3 separate regions of the Mus musculus genome follow, and all the other regions are linked to region 2. Evidence: chromatin contacts called from ENCODE Hi-C or POLR2A ChIA-PET data. All regions are on one chromosome and are shown on one strand. The core of a region is the stretch at or near the end of the contact, and the rest is flanking DNA. Distances in the headings are between cores, read along the strand shown.

The links. Hi-C counts contacts between places; a loop is a spot of excess contacts on that map. ChIA-PET counts read pairs that join two places held with the same protein, here RNA polymerase II (POLR2A).
Region 1: POLR2A ChIA-PET joins it to region 2 with 19 read pairs in Patski. The contact joins the promoter of Syvn1 here to the promoter of Arl2 in region 2. A Hi-C loop is called at or near these places in 1 of 37 maps with a recorded cell type or tissue (T-helper 1 cell). POLR2A ChIA-PET finds 5 or more read pairs at or near these places in 3 of 5 experiments (Patski and embryonic stem cell).
Region 3: POLR2A ChIA-PET joins it to region 2 with 15 read pairs in Patski. The contact joins the promoter of Tm7sf2 here to the promoter of Arl2 in region 2. POLR2A ChIA-PET finds 5 or more read pairs at or near these places in 3 of 5 experiments (Patski and embryonic stem cell).

What each region holds. Positions count from the first base shown.
Region 1 is chr19:6,044,548-6,048,473 of GRCm38, reverse strand. Syvn1 (synovial apoptosis inhibitor 1, synoviolin) reads right to left here and starts at 1,898. Exons shown (of 16, transcript NM_028769.5): 1 at 1,346-1,898; 2 at 409-557; 3 at 107-199; 4 at 1-19. The coding sequence starts at 540. It also overlaps the pseudogene Gm8034.
Region 2 is chr19:6,139,561-6,143,328 of GRCm38, reverse strand. It overlaps Arl2 (ADP-ribosylation factor-like 2), which reads left to right and starts at 2,192. Exons shown (of 5, transcript NM_019722.3): 1 at 2,192-2,292. The coding sequence starts at 2,228. It overlaps LOC115489019 (a long non-coding RNA gene), which reads right to left. Exons shown (of 3, transcript XR_003952891.1): 3 at 1,415-3,699.
Region 3 is chr19:6,065,904-6,069,699 of GRCm38, reverse strand. It overlaps Tm7sf2 (transmembrane 7 superfamily member 2), which reads left to right and starts at 1,850. Exons shown (of 10, transcript NM_028454.2): 1 at 1,850-2,031; 2 at 2,381-2,577; 3 at 2,678-2,732; 4 at 3,007-3,201; 5 at 3,286-3,389. The coding sequence starts at 1,980. It overlaps Vps51 (VPS51 GARP complex subunit), which reads left to right. Exons shown (of 10, transcript NM_001081041.1): 7 at 17-235; 8 at 553-674; 9 at 758-845; 10 at 1,325-1,858. The coding sequence ends at 1,585.

The sequences.
Region 1 (3,926 bases), core at 649-3,148, 95 kb after region 2:
AGGACCGTTCCAGAAGGTGCTGTGGGGTGAGAAGTGGATGATATGAAAACCAATCATTTGGGTACCCTCCTCTGAACCCTGTCCTTTGGGGCCACCAACATATTACCTCCATCTCTGCTGCCCTCAGCTGCCCGAAGAACACCTTGCCCATCACCTTGCCCAAGAGGAAGACAAGGACAAAGGCCTGGATGTACAGGACCTGGGGGTGAGGAAAGGTCGTGGTTTGAGGTTATTTTCTGCTTTCCCCTGCCTGGGGCTAATCATTCTGACAGGTCCCCAAGACTGTCATAGATAATTCCAAGTCAGGCGGCCCAGGGCTATTTCTCTCCTACTTCTATGACATGTAGCCCCACTTCTGCCCCTCCTTCCCTCCCCGGGCATTCCTTCTTCCCTGAGCCCTGAACTCACTGCCATGCTGGGGCTGGACTTGGTCAAATACACTACAGTGGGGTAGAACTGGTGTTTGAGGTAGTAGGCATGAGCCACCACTGCCCCGGTTAGCGCCAGGCTGGCCGCCATCATCACTGCGGTGCGGAACATCGCCCTGGCCCAGAGACCTGCACAAGGAAAATGACATTTGTGATATCCACACTATGTAAACCTAGCACAGTCCCTGGCAGAGTGTAAGGGCAAACACTCATTTCACCTTGACAGCCATTAGATTCAAAACAGCATATACTCCCTGTTTCACAAACGAGAAACTAGGACTCAAAGGGGTTAGAGGCTCACACTGATGCAAGGCCTAGAACTTGGATCAATCTCGTTTCAAATCTAGGGCTCTTCCACGCTGTCTGCCAAGGCGCCTCCTCTAGGGAGTCACTGAGGCAAAGTTAGGAGGAGGGGGGCTGCCACCGCTGACCCTCTGAAGGAGCTGGGATGATAGGCTTTAGAGGCAGGTTCGCTGGGCCCGCCAGGGGTGGAGGAGGCAAGGTGCAGAGGGCACAGCTTGAGAAGGCGACACAACCAGTGACAGCTGTGCCAGGGTGGTCAGCGCAGACGCGCGCCCATCGGGGTACGTCAGTCTGGAACCCTGCCCCCCCCCCCGCCCCCAGCAGTGTCCACTCTGAGAACCGGAGAAACGGCCGACCGCCAGGGTGCGGCGGCGGGGCTGAGAACCAGTCAGGTCGCCTCACAGTCGCGCACCTGTGAACGCTAGGAGTTGCGAACCTCGCAGGCGGGGCCCGGCCTCTGGAACGGTGGCCGCGCCGCCGCCTAAGGTCTCCAGCCATCTGACAGGCCGAAAACTGGCGGCCGAACGCAGCGGGGCGGGCTGATCGCAGTGACCCCAAAGGACAAGGTCCTAGACGCCGACCCCCCAACCCCAATCAGGACCAGGCCCACTCACCAGGAGCCCAGCGCCGCGAGCACGCTCAATCACCGCGACTGCGGCAGCCGCTCCGGTTAACAACACTCCCCACCCCCTGCGAACCGGAACTTCGGGGGTAAGACACCTCACTTCCGGCGGCGCGGGGCGCGGCGGAGTGGACCGTACCAAGTTCTCTTTGCGCGCTCCGATCTCGCCTGCGCTTCTGGGGCCCGTGCGCGAGCAACCGGAACGAGCGAGAGCTGTGACGTGTGGTCGCGACCAGGAGAGCAGCGGGAAAGGGCTGAAGCCCGCCACTTGCTAGTCGCCGTTGTAGAATCACCACCCTAAACTCCTCCAAGACTCCGGCTCTCAATGTGCCTGGAAGATGGGGCGTTCCGCGGGCCGAGCCATTTGGACGGGGGGCAGGAGCGAGCAAGGGCCAGACTTTATGTCAGGCATGAAAGAAATAAAATGTGTAAGCGCCTCATTCCAGGGATAGCTACGACACGGTAAGAAGTTAAGTGCTTCTCGGAAAAAAATAGCGGTGCAGAAAACAGATATAGGTCTTCCCAGGTTACCTCCCCCCAACGCAGGTTGTGTAGGAGTGAGTTTGTTCCCGTGGCTACCGCCGATTGGTTGCGATAAAGTTACGCGGACCAATGAGAAAAGAAAGGAAAAATTTCTGGCCTATAGGGAAAGAAAAGCAGGTGAGTGGTTGCTAGGGTCTGTAGGCAGAGTGGCCCCGGACTGGGTGCCAAGGCAGCTGGATGCCAGCTGAGAAAGCGCAGTCCATAGGCCGGGGATCCCTATCCCGCCTGGGGGGATGCTTACGGGGCCCGCAAAAGGAGCAGTGCTTGCGTGTCCGGACTGACATAAAACAGAACGCCAGTTATTTCTAGGTTGGGGTGGAGAGTTCTGTGCGAAGGCGTTGACTTTTCAACACCCCAAAAGCTCAGTCGGCGTGCGTGTTCATCCCTGGGAGATAGCCAGACCCTTTGTTCTGAGCTGATTCTGTCTGTTAGGGCTCACACAAGCAGTATAGTCGCGTACAGAATGGAAACTGAAAGCGGACACCTCATTACCCAGGTTTATCAGCTAGAGGGTGCTCCTCCCATTTTTAACTCGGACTCACTCGGAATTCAGAGGCCTAAGGGGGGGGGGGATCAAATATAAGAATTCATGAAGATCAACTGGAGGAATTTATACTGTGGGAGTCACAACACGGACAGTGAATACAGAACCGGAGGTGACTGTGTTGTTAAAATATAACACAGGGGCTTTCAGAATTGTCATTACTGATAGAGCACTTAAGAAAAATACATAAAATGGCTTTCCTTCAGTACAACGGAATTAAACATCTTGTCTGTCAAAAAAGAAAGAAAACTGATTCTAGACGACTTTAAGGCAGTGGCTGGCTCTCAACCTGTGAGTCGTAAGCCCTTTGGGAATCAAACCGTTACACAGGGGTCACAAATGAGATATCCTGCATATCAGACGTTTACTTACAATTCATAACTAGCAAAATTACAGTTATGAAGTAGCAACGAAGTAATTATGGTTGGGGATCACAACAGGAGGAACTGTATTAAAGGGTAGCAGTGTCAGTGCCTGTCTGCCCCTCAGCCCTGTGCTCTTGGTCTCAGCCATCTTCACCACCACCTGTTGTCTTTAACAGTTAACATCCCGAGATGGCTCCCCTTTCCTTCCTCCATAAGGCTAGCTATGAACTTCTACTGGCTACCTTTAACCCTACACACTCATCCTCCCCCATTCTTGAAAATCTCCTACATTTTGTGGCAATCCCTCCTCTCCCCCAGGTATATATCTGTCTTACTTCCTCTGTCTGTTTTTATTTAAGTTCTGTGTCCATGTTGGCCTTTTTTCTTGCCACATTTCCTCTGATCCTATGGCTTCAACTTCCCTGGCCCCAAGATGTCGAGGGAGGGCTCCCTTGTCTGGTCTTCAGTTCAGGTCTACTCAACCTCTGAAATCATGTAGTGAGCAGAGCATAGTGGCCCACTCCTACAATCCCAGAAAATTGGGAGACTGAGGCAGGAAGAGCATCATAAATCTGAGGCCAGCGTACAGCTATAGAGTGAGATCCTATCTAAAAAAAAAAAAGCTGGGCGTGGTGGCGCCTACCTTTAATCCCAGCACTCGGGAGGCAGAGGCAGGCGGATTTCTGAGTTCGAGGCCAGCCTGGTCTACAGAGTGAGTTCTAGGACAGCCAGGGCTACACAGAGAAACCCTGTCTCGAAAAACAAAATAAGGTCTCTTGCTGCAGCAACGAGAGTGGGAGCACCTGGAGCGCAAGCTTGGAAGGAGAATCCACGAGTTGTAAGAAAATGGCAGACAAGCCGGACATAGGGGAAATCGCCAGCTTCAATAAGGGCAAGCTGAAGAAAACCGAGACGCAGGAGAACACCCTGCCGACCAAAGAGACCACTGAACAGGAAAAGAGGAGTGAAATCTCCTAAAAGCCTAGGAAGACTTCCCCATCCCACCCCACCCCACCCCCTCGTGATTTGGAGGAAGAGCCACCTGTAAGATGGACCCGAGCCACAAGCTGCACTGTGAAACCTGGGCACTCCGAGCCGATGCCACCGGCCCACGGGTCTCT
Region 2 (3,768 bases), core at 943-3,442:
ATTTCTGTAGCCAGACTTTGGCTACTTTGTGGGTTTTTTCTTCCACCCTTCTTTTTCCACCTTTTCAATCCCCTAACACTAGGTAAAAGATAAAATGGGATAGGAAGGAAGGAAGGAGAGAGAAAGAAATCCCAAATTAAAATCAGAGGTAGGAAAGAAGGCAATGTTATAGATTATTTCCTGCTGATTAGGTATGTTGAGTTCCTTGGGGGCAAGTTTGATCTTTGACATCACAATATCTAATTTATTGTTGTTATTGTTGTTGTCTCTTTGTGTACGACTATAGCAACCTGCCAATAACAACTAACAACCCACTTTTGGGCAGTTTATACACCTCTGAAAAGTATCCAGAATTCCAAGCATCACATACATGCAGAAACTATTTACAGCTGGCAAAACCACGCCCTGCTAGAGCCTGAGACAAATCACAATCACCTGCTGTGAAGCAGCCCCATTCCCCACACCTGGGAGTAAAACAAAACCATATTCCCATAAGACTTCTATGTTTTTTTAAAAAAAACAAAAAGTCTCAGTACAATTTTCCTTGTGGAGGAACCCACACACGCACACATGCACCCATGCATGCACAAACACGCATATGTGCACACATTCAAGAACACATATATGGTTACAATTAAATAGAACCCTAGCTCTGCCCGGTAGTGGTGGCGCATGCCTTTAATCCCAGCACTTGGGACGCAGAGGCAGGCGGGTTTCTGAGTTCGAGGCCAGCCTGGTCTACAGAGTGAGTTCCAGGACAGCCAGAAAGAAAGAGAGAAAAACCTACACAGAGAAAACCCCTGTCTCGGAAAAAGCAAAAACAAACAAAAAACAAAAAAAGAGAAACTAACTCTTTGGGCCAGTGAGAAATCTCACCAATTAAAAAAAAAAAAAAAAAAAAAAAAAAAAAAAAAAAAAAACTTGCTGAGAAAGTCTGATGCTAAATTCCCTGCCTGGAACCCACATAAAAGTGCGACAATCGGGGCTGGAGAGATGGCTCAGCGGTTAAGAGCACTGACTGCTCTTAACCTGAGTTCAAATCTCAGCAACCACACCGGTGGCTCACAACAACCTATAATGAGATCTGATGCCCTCTTCTAAGGGGTCTGAAGACAGCTACAGTGTACTTACATATAAATTAATCTTAAAAAAAAAGTGTGAGAATCAGCTCCACAAAGTTGTCCTCTGATCTCCAGTGGTATGTGCAGACACGCGCGCGCGCACACACACACACACACACACACACATACAGAGTTTACACACAACAATGATGATTGTTTTGAGACAGGGTCTCAGATGTGTAGCCCTTTCTGTCCTCAATATATATACAGACCAGGCTGCCCTCAAACTCACAGAGATCCACTTGTCTATGCCACCCAGGCATTGGAATTAAAGATATGTGCCAACACAACCAGCAAAGAAAAAAAAATTTTTTTTAAAGAACTCTTGTCAAAGTCATTTACTGAAGATAATCTGATTGTACAGCTAGTACATGCCAGCAGCCATGAGGCTAAGCACCAGGTGGGCTTCAGGTTTTTTATCGTTGTTTTTTGAGACAGGCTCTGCCCTGCCAGTTTTATCCTAACAGTTGGGATAGAGCGTCTCAACCTGATAGGGTCCTAGATAGCACTCAATCCTTTGTGCGGGTCTGGTCCCTGCATTGCGGGGAGCTTGGAACTCTAAACAACCCAAGGAGGCCATACTGTCCGCACATTTAGAAATGGCCCCTAGGGGGAGTCATCATCCTCAAGTGAACGCACAGAGCCATTTCCGACAGAGTCCCGGACCAGGACCAACGGTTTTCCGTCACTGGTAAATGAATGGAAGTCACAAGATGCACTGGTGGGAACCGTATTACAGTCCCCGGATGATTCGTCAGCTCTTTGTGGAACCAGATTCCGACTCCTAGCTCAGAATCTCTTCGCGGCTACTCCCTACCCAGACGAGATACTGCTCGAGAAAGTCAGCCTCTGTCTGGCATCCGACCGAGGCCTCGGAGTCGGAAGGCTTAGGGACTTCTCCCTTGTCCCCACCAACCCTCTGCCTTCCCGACAAGGGTTAACGCAGCAGGCTTCAAAGTCGCCGCAGCGCCTCTAGGGGGCGACGCCCTGCACTCCTGTGGTCACGTGACAACGAGGGCGGCCACAAGCGCCAGGCTGGCCAATAGGAGACGGGAGCGGGGTCCCGGGACTAGAAGAAACGGCGGCCGGGAGGGGGCTACGGGATCATGGGGCTTCTGACCATTCTGAAGAAGATGAAGCAGAAAGAGCGAGAGCTGCGGCTGCTCATGCTGTATCCTCCGAGCGCTAGAGCGGTCGCGAGGGTAGCGGGGCCCGCCGGGTGGGCGGAGCCGGGCGTGGGGGGGCGCGGCCGCCGTGGGTACCTATTGCCGGTGGTGCGTCACGCACGCGGCGCTACCACTGCTCGGCGCGGGGCCGGGGAGGGCCGTACCACTCTGCGGGGTGGGGGTTGGCGTGCAGAAGGCAGCCCGGTGGTCTCAAGGCCCGGCCTAGACTTGGGACTCCAGTATCACTGCGAGGCGCGACGCAGTGGTGGTGACTCGGACGTCACGCTGCCTCGGGCTGGCCCGAGCGTGGGCCCTGCTCCTCCCTGGCGCTGACCCCCTCCCCTTCATCTACGGGTGTAGGCCTTGGCGCTTCCCTTAGGGTCGGAATCCCAGGGTCTCGAGGACCGCCTAGGCTCCTGCGAGTAGGCGTGGACTCGGTTGGCCACAGGTCCCGCTGTCACTTAAGGCCACCAGCGACCTTTCACCGCATTAACTGGCACCTGCATCACCCGTCTTGCACTGTGCCGGGCCACCTAGGCATCTGCGATCCACAAAGTAGCAGAGGGAGAAAAGGAAATTTAATGTGCACGTAGAACTTTACCACTCGTGCGTGTTTTAGACAATTCTGAGAAAGACACTCATTAGATGACCTCCAAGCACCTATGTTAGGGAATTCGGTAAAACAGGGAAGCGAAAAAGGCTTCATTTCAGATATTCTGTGATGAAAGGGGAGAAAAAATTGATAAAGCAAGTAAGATATGTAGTGTAGGATGAGAAGAATAGAGTCCACAAGGAGGTAGAGAGAGCTGGGAAAACGTAAGCAGAGGACCTGCAAGTGCGAAGGCCCTGGAGGAGGATAAGACAGGCATGTTCAAGAAAGGTTGAGAAGGAAAGAGCTGGAGAGAGGGAGAGCCCATGGGCTGGGGCCATTTAGGCAGCTGGACTATGAAGGGAGCACAGGATGGTGGCTTAGACCATGGTGGTAGTAGGAGAGTATTATGACTTGCTGCTGAATGGGAGAAGACAATGAGGGAGATGTAGCCAAGCATGAACTGGTCTCTGGCCAGAGTGTTCAGAAGGACAAGGAGCCACTTGCTGAGATGAGAGACGCATGTCCCTGGGAAGACACCAACCCTGACTGTTGGGCAGGTAGGTAGCAGCCATCAGCCTAGAAACGATCATGGGATGGCCCAGCTGGGGAGTGCTGAGACCCAGGTGTAGACGCTTGTGTGAAGTCAGATGAGGGTAACAGGATGGGGTCTGGGAGAGGGCCAAGGAAAGAGCAGCAGCGCCCGGAGCAGAGCAGAAGCTGGGCCACCCGGCCAGTGGAGAGCAGTAAGGGGGTCTTCGGAGACCTACCTGGCAAAGTGAGGCTTCAGGAAGCATCAGGAGCCAGTCTGCTAACAGTAGACCTGTAGAAAGCAAGAGGCTAAGTAAAACTGGTGCAGTGGTGAAGAACCAGGGAACAGGGGTTCAGTGCC
Region 3 (3,796 bases), core at 601-3,100, 73 kb after region 2:
TGCTTTTGTGACTTAGGACCAGTCTCCCGTTACACCCGTGAGCACACTGTGTGCAGAGGCCAGAGAGACAGCACGGCGGCTGCTGACTCACTATGTGAAGGTGCAAGGCCTGGTCATATCCCAGATGCTACGTAAGAGTGTGGAGACCCGGGACTGGCTCAGTACTCTGGAGCCTAGGAACGTGCGTGCTGTCATGAAGCGTGTGGTGGAGGACACTACAGCTATTGATGTCCAGGTGCTGCCACAGGCCGGCTGCTGGAACCCCAATGCATGCTGGATTCCAAGGACCAAGACAAAAGGGGTCTGGCTGTACCCATGTCGTGCCACTAGAAGCCTCATTTCATACCTGTGGGATGTGCAGGCCCAAAGTCACCCAAAAAGCTGAAGCAGGGATGAGCTAAAAACTGGGTTTCAGACTAGGTTTTCCCTGCCTTGCTCCCACTCCCCTGATTGTGTAGGTGGTGACCATACCTAGGATTCTTCAACCAGCAGAGAGGGGAGGTTTTGTCAGTAACCATGCTCTGACCTTGCAGCGCATCTTTTCTCCCCCAGGTGGGGCTCCTGTATGAAGAGGGTGTCCGGAAGGCCCAGAGCAGTGACTCAAGCAAAAGGACTTTCTCTGTGTACAGCAGCTCCCGGCAGCAGGGCCGCTATGCACCCAGCTACACACCCAGGTCAGGCTGCTAGGAGCCTCCCTGAGAGACAGAAGAGGGAGGCTGGGCAGAGTGGCCTCTCACTCTTTCTTTCCCCCTTCCAGTGCTCCCATGGACACAAACCTCCTGAGCAATATTCAGAAGCTGTTCTCTGAACGGATCGATGTGTTCAGCCCCGTGGAATTCAACAAGGTCTGAAGTACCTTCTCCTCTACATCCCAGGGGAAGGGTGGCTCCCACACTAACCCAGAGAGCCCTAGGACCACATCTGAGCAGAATTAAAGATCACTTTACGTAATCTCTGTCTCTAGGTCCAGAGCAAAACCACCTTGTCCACACTTTACTCTCCAAACTAGTCTTTAGTCATCGGGGGTTCCCACTCATATCTTGATCTCTGCCCCTCCGAAGCCCAAGCTCAGCAATATCTTTCCTCCATTTTACTTTGTAGTCAGTGGTGACTGCTGCCCATCGTATTCATGAGGCCCCATCTCTGATCTGACCACCGGGGTTTACCTGCCCTCGCCTTTATGGTGGCAACATTGCATTGTTCCCTTCTTAGCTGAGCCCTAGAAATTTCTGTCTTTATCTCCCTTGCCTCTGCTCAGAATTTGGATGTATCCTCCTCCCCAAAAGACGGCAATCCTGAGCTGCATCCCTGTGTCCACCTGCAGGTGTCGGTGCTGACTGGCATCATTAAGATCAGCTTGAAGACACTACTGGAGTGTGTGCGCCTACGCACCTTTGGGCGCTTTGGGCTGCAGCAGGTGCAGGTGGACTGCCACTTCCTGCAGCTTTACTTGTGGCGCTTTGTGGCTGATGAGGAGCTAGTGCACCTGCTGCTGGACGAAGTAGTAGCCTCAGCTGCTCTGCGCTGTCCCGACCCAGTGCCCATGGAACCTAGTGTTGTCGAGGTCATCTGCGAGCGCGGCTAGAATCTGCCAACGAGTCGCGTAGTAGCCCTATCGCCCTGTCCTCCCTGTGCCCTGTTCTCATCCTAGAGGCCCTTCCCCGCTGGCGGGTTCATGGATCCTTCTAATAAACTTATGTGTCCTCCTCCTTCCTCTTGCCTGCAGGGGCGGGACCCGCCCGGGTTGGGTTTCAGTGCCGAAGCTTCTGAGGCGCCAGCATGGGGCCCGCCTCCCAGCGCTGATTGGCTACTGTGCTGGGCCCAGGGTGGGCAGAGGGCGCGTCCATTTAAAGATCAATGAACAAGAGCAGCAGCTTTTCCACCTCCGTGTCTGATGCAGAGCCATAACCCGGCATGGGGCGGTTTGTGTTTCCTTGATCGACTTTTGTGAACCATTGTTCCCCGGCAAAGCAGAGATCATGACTTCTCGTGAGGCCTCCCAGGCCCCACTGGAATTCGGGGGGCCGTTGGGTAAATGGGAAGGTTTGGGGTGGAGGCTGACCTGATGCCACTTAACGGGAGCAGGATAGGATACGAGCTCTATAGAAGGCTCGGAGCAGAAGGATCCGGTGCGCGGGTGTCGGGGTGTCTGCAGAAGAGGAGGGAGTGCTGACAGCAGCACAGCGGGGAGTTTGTGTAATGAAAGACAGTTGGGAGAGCAGGATGGTCTTTGGGAATGCCAGAGGGCAGAGGAACAAGATGAAAATTAAGATAGGAGTATGGCGCTGGGAAACTGCTAAGCAGGCAGGTGACTCAAGGCGCCCGAGGACTTGAGAGAGCTCTTGGGAGCAGTCACGCTACACAGTGGCCCTCTTTCCAGGCGTCGCGGCTTTACTGATCCTGCTGCCTGCCACCATGTTCCACCTGCTCCTGGCGGCTCGCTCGGGCCCGGCGCGCCTCCTGGCCCTACCGGCCTATCTGCCTGGGCTGGAGGAGCTGTGGAGCCCATGGGCTCTGCTGCTATTGTTCATCTGGCTCGGCCTGCAGGTGGCGCTCTATTTGCTGCCTGCACGCAAGGTGTGTGATCTGTTTTAACACACCAGGGAGGAGGGTGCAGGGAGGGCTGGAGCCTGGGAAGTCATCCCCAGCTCTTATAAAACCTGCCCTGTACCCGCAGGTGGCCGAAGGCCTGGAACTGAAGGACAAGAGTCGCCTGCGCTACCCTATTAATGGTGACTGGGGTTCCCCCCCCTCCCTGAATCGCAGTTAACATGGGTTGGGGTGGGTTCCAAGGGTGGTGGGAGGTTTATGGACCAGCTCTGATGACATGTTTGTGCCCTTATGGGAACCTCGCCGTGCATCTACCTCTTTTGCTACTACTCAGCTCCAGGCCAATGGCCAATGTTCTCCCAGAACTGCGTGTGTGTGTGTGTGTGTGTGTGTGTGTGTGTGTTGGCTTTGGAAGTATGCAAGCCACCCCAGGGCTCACTCTGTGCTGTGGTTCAGGCTTCCAGGCTCTGGTGCTAACAGCCCTGTTGATGGGGCTGGGGGTGTCAGTGGGGCTGCCCCTGGGGGCACTCCCTGGAATGCTCCTGCCCTTGGCCTTTGCGACCACTCTCACCAGCTTTATCTTCAGCCTCCTCCTCTATGCGAAGGCTTTGGTAGCTCCTGCCTCAGCCCTGGCTCCTGGGGGAAACTCAGGTGAGAAGGGTCCCAGTGAGGTAGGGATGAGGTAGGTGGGATGCATGCATACCTGGTGTGCCTTCACCTTCTGTTGTTCCCCAGGAAATTCCATGTATGACTTCTTTCTTGGACGGGAGCTGAACCCTCGCCTCGGTTCCTTTGACTTCAAATATTTCTGTGAGCTGAGACCTGGCCTCATTGGCTGGGTATGCTGACATGCTGGACTTAATTCTGCTGGACTTGGGCCAGGAGAAGAGCAGAGTGGGCTAGCATTGCTGGGTGGGCAGCAATCATTCATTCATTCATTTGCCAATATGTTGCTGTGTTATGAACCTATGGTTTTGCTTTAATAGAACAAGAGGGTTTTTAATATAAAATCTTGAGAGAGAGAGAGAGAGAGCGCGCGCATTTGGCTTATGTACATAAAGCCCTAGATTCCAACCCTAGCACCACAAAACTAAATCTATACCACAGTGATGACAGGCTGTATGGGGGAGCAAAGCAGGCAGCGAGCTGGGAAAGCAGGTGCAGCTTCGGATGTAGCGGCCAAATATAAAATCAACTTCAAAGACAGCTAAGGAGAAGCTTGAAGGACCAGGCAACTGCCTCCAGG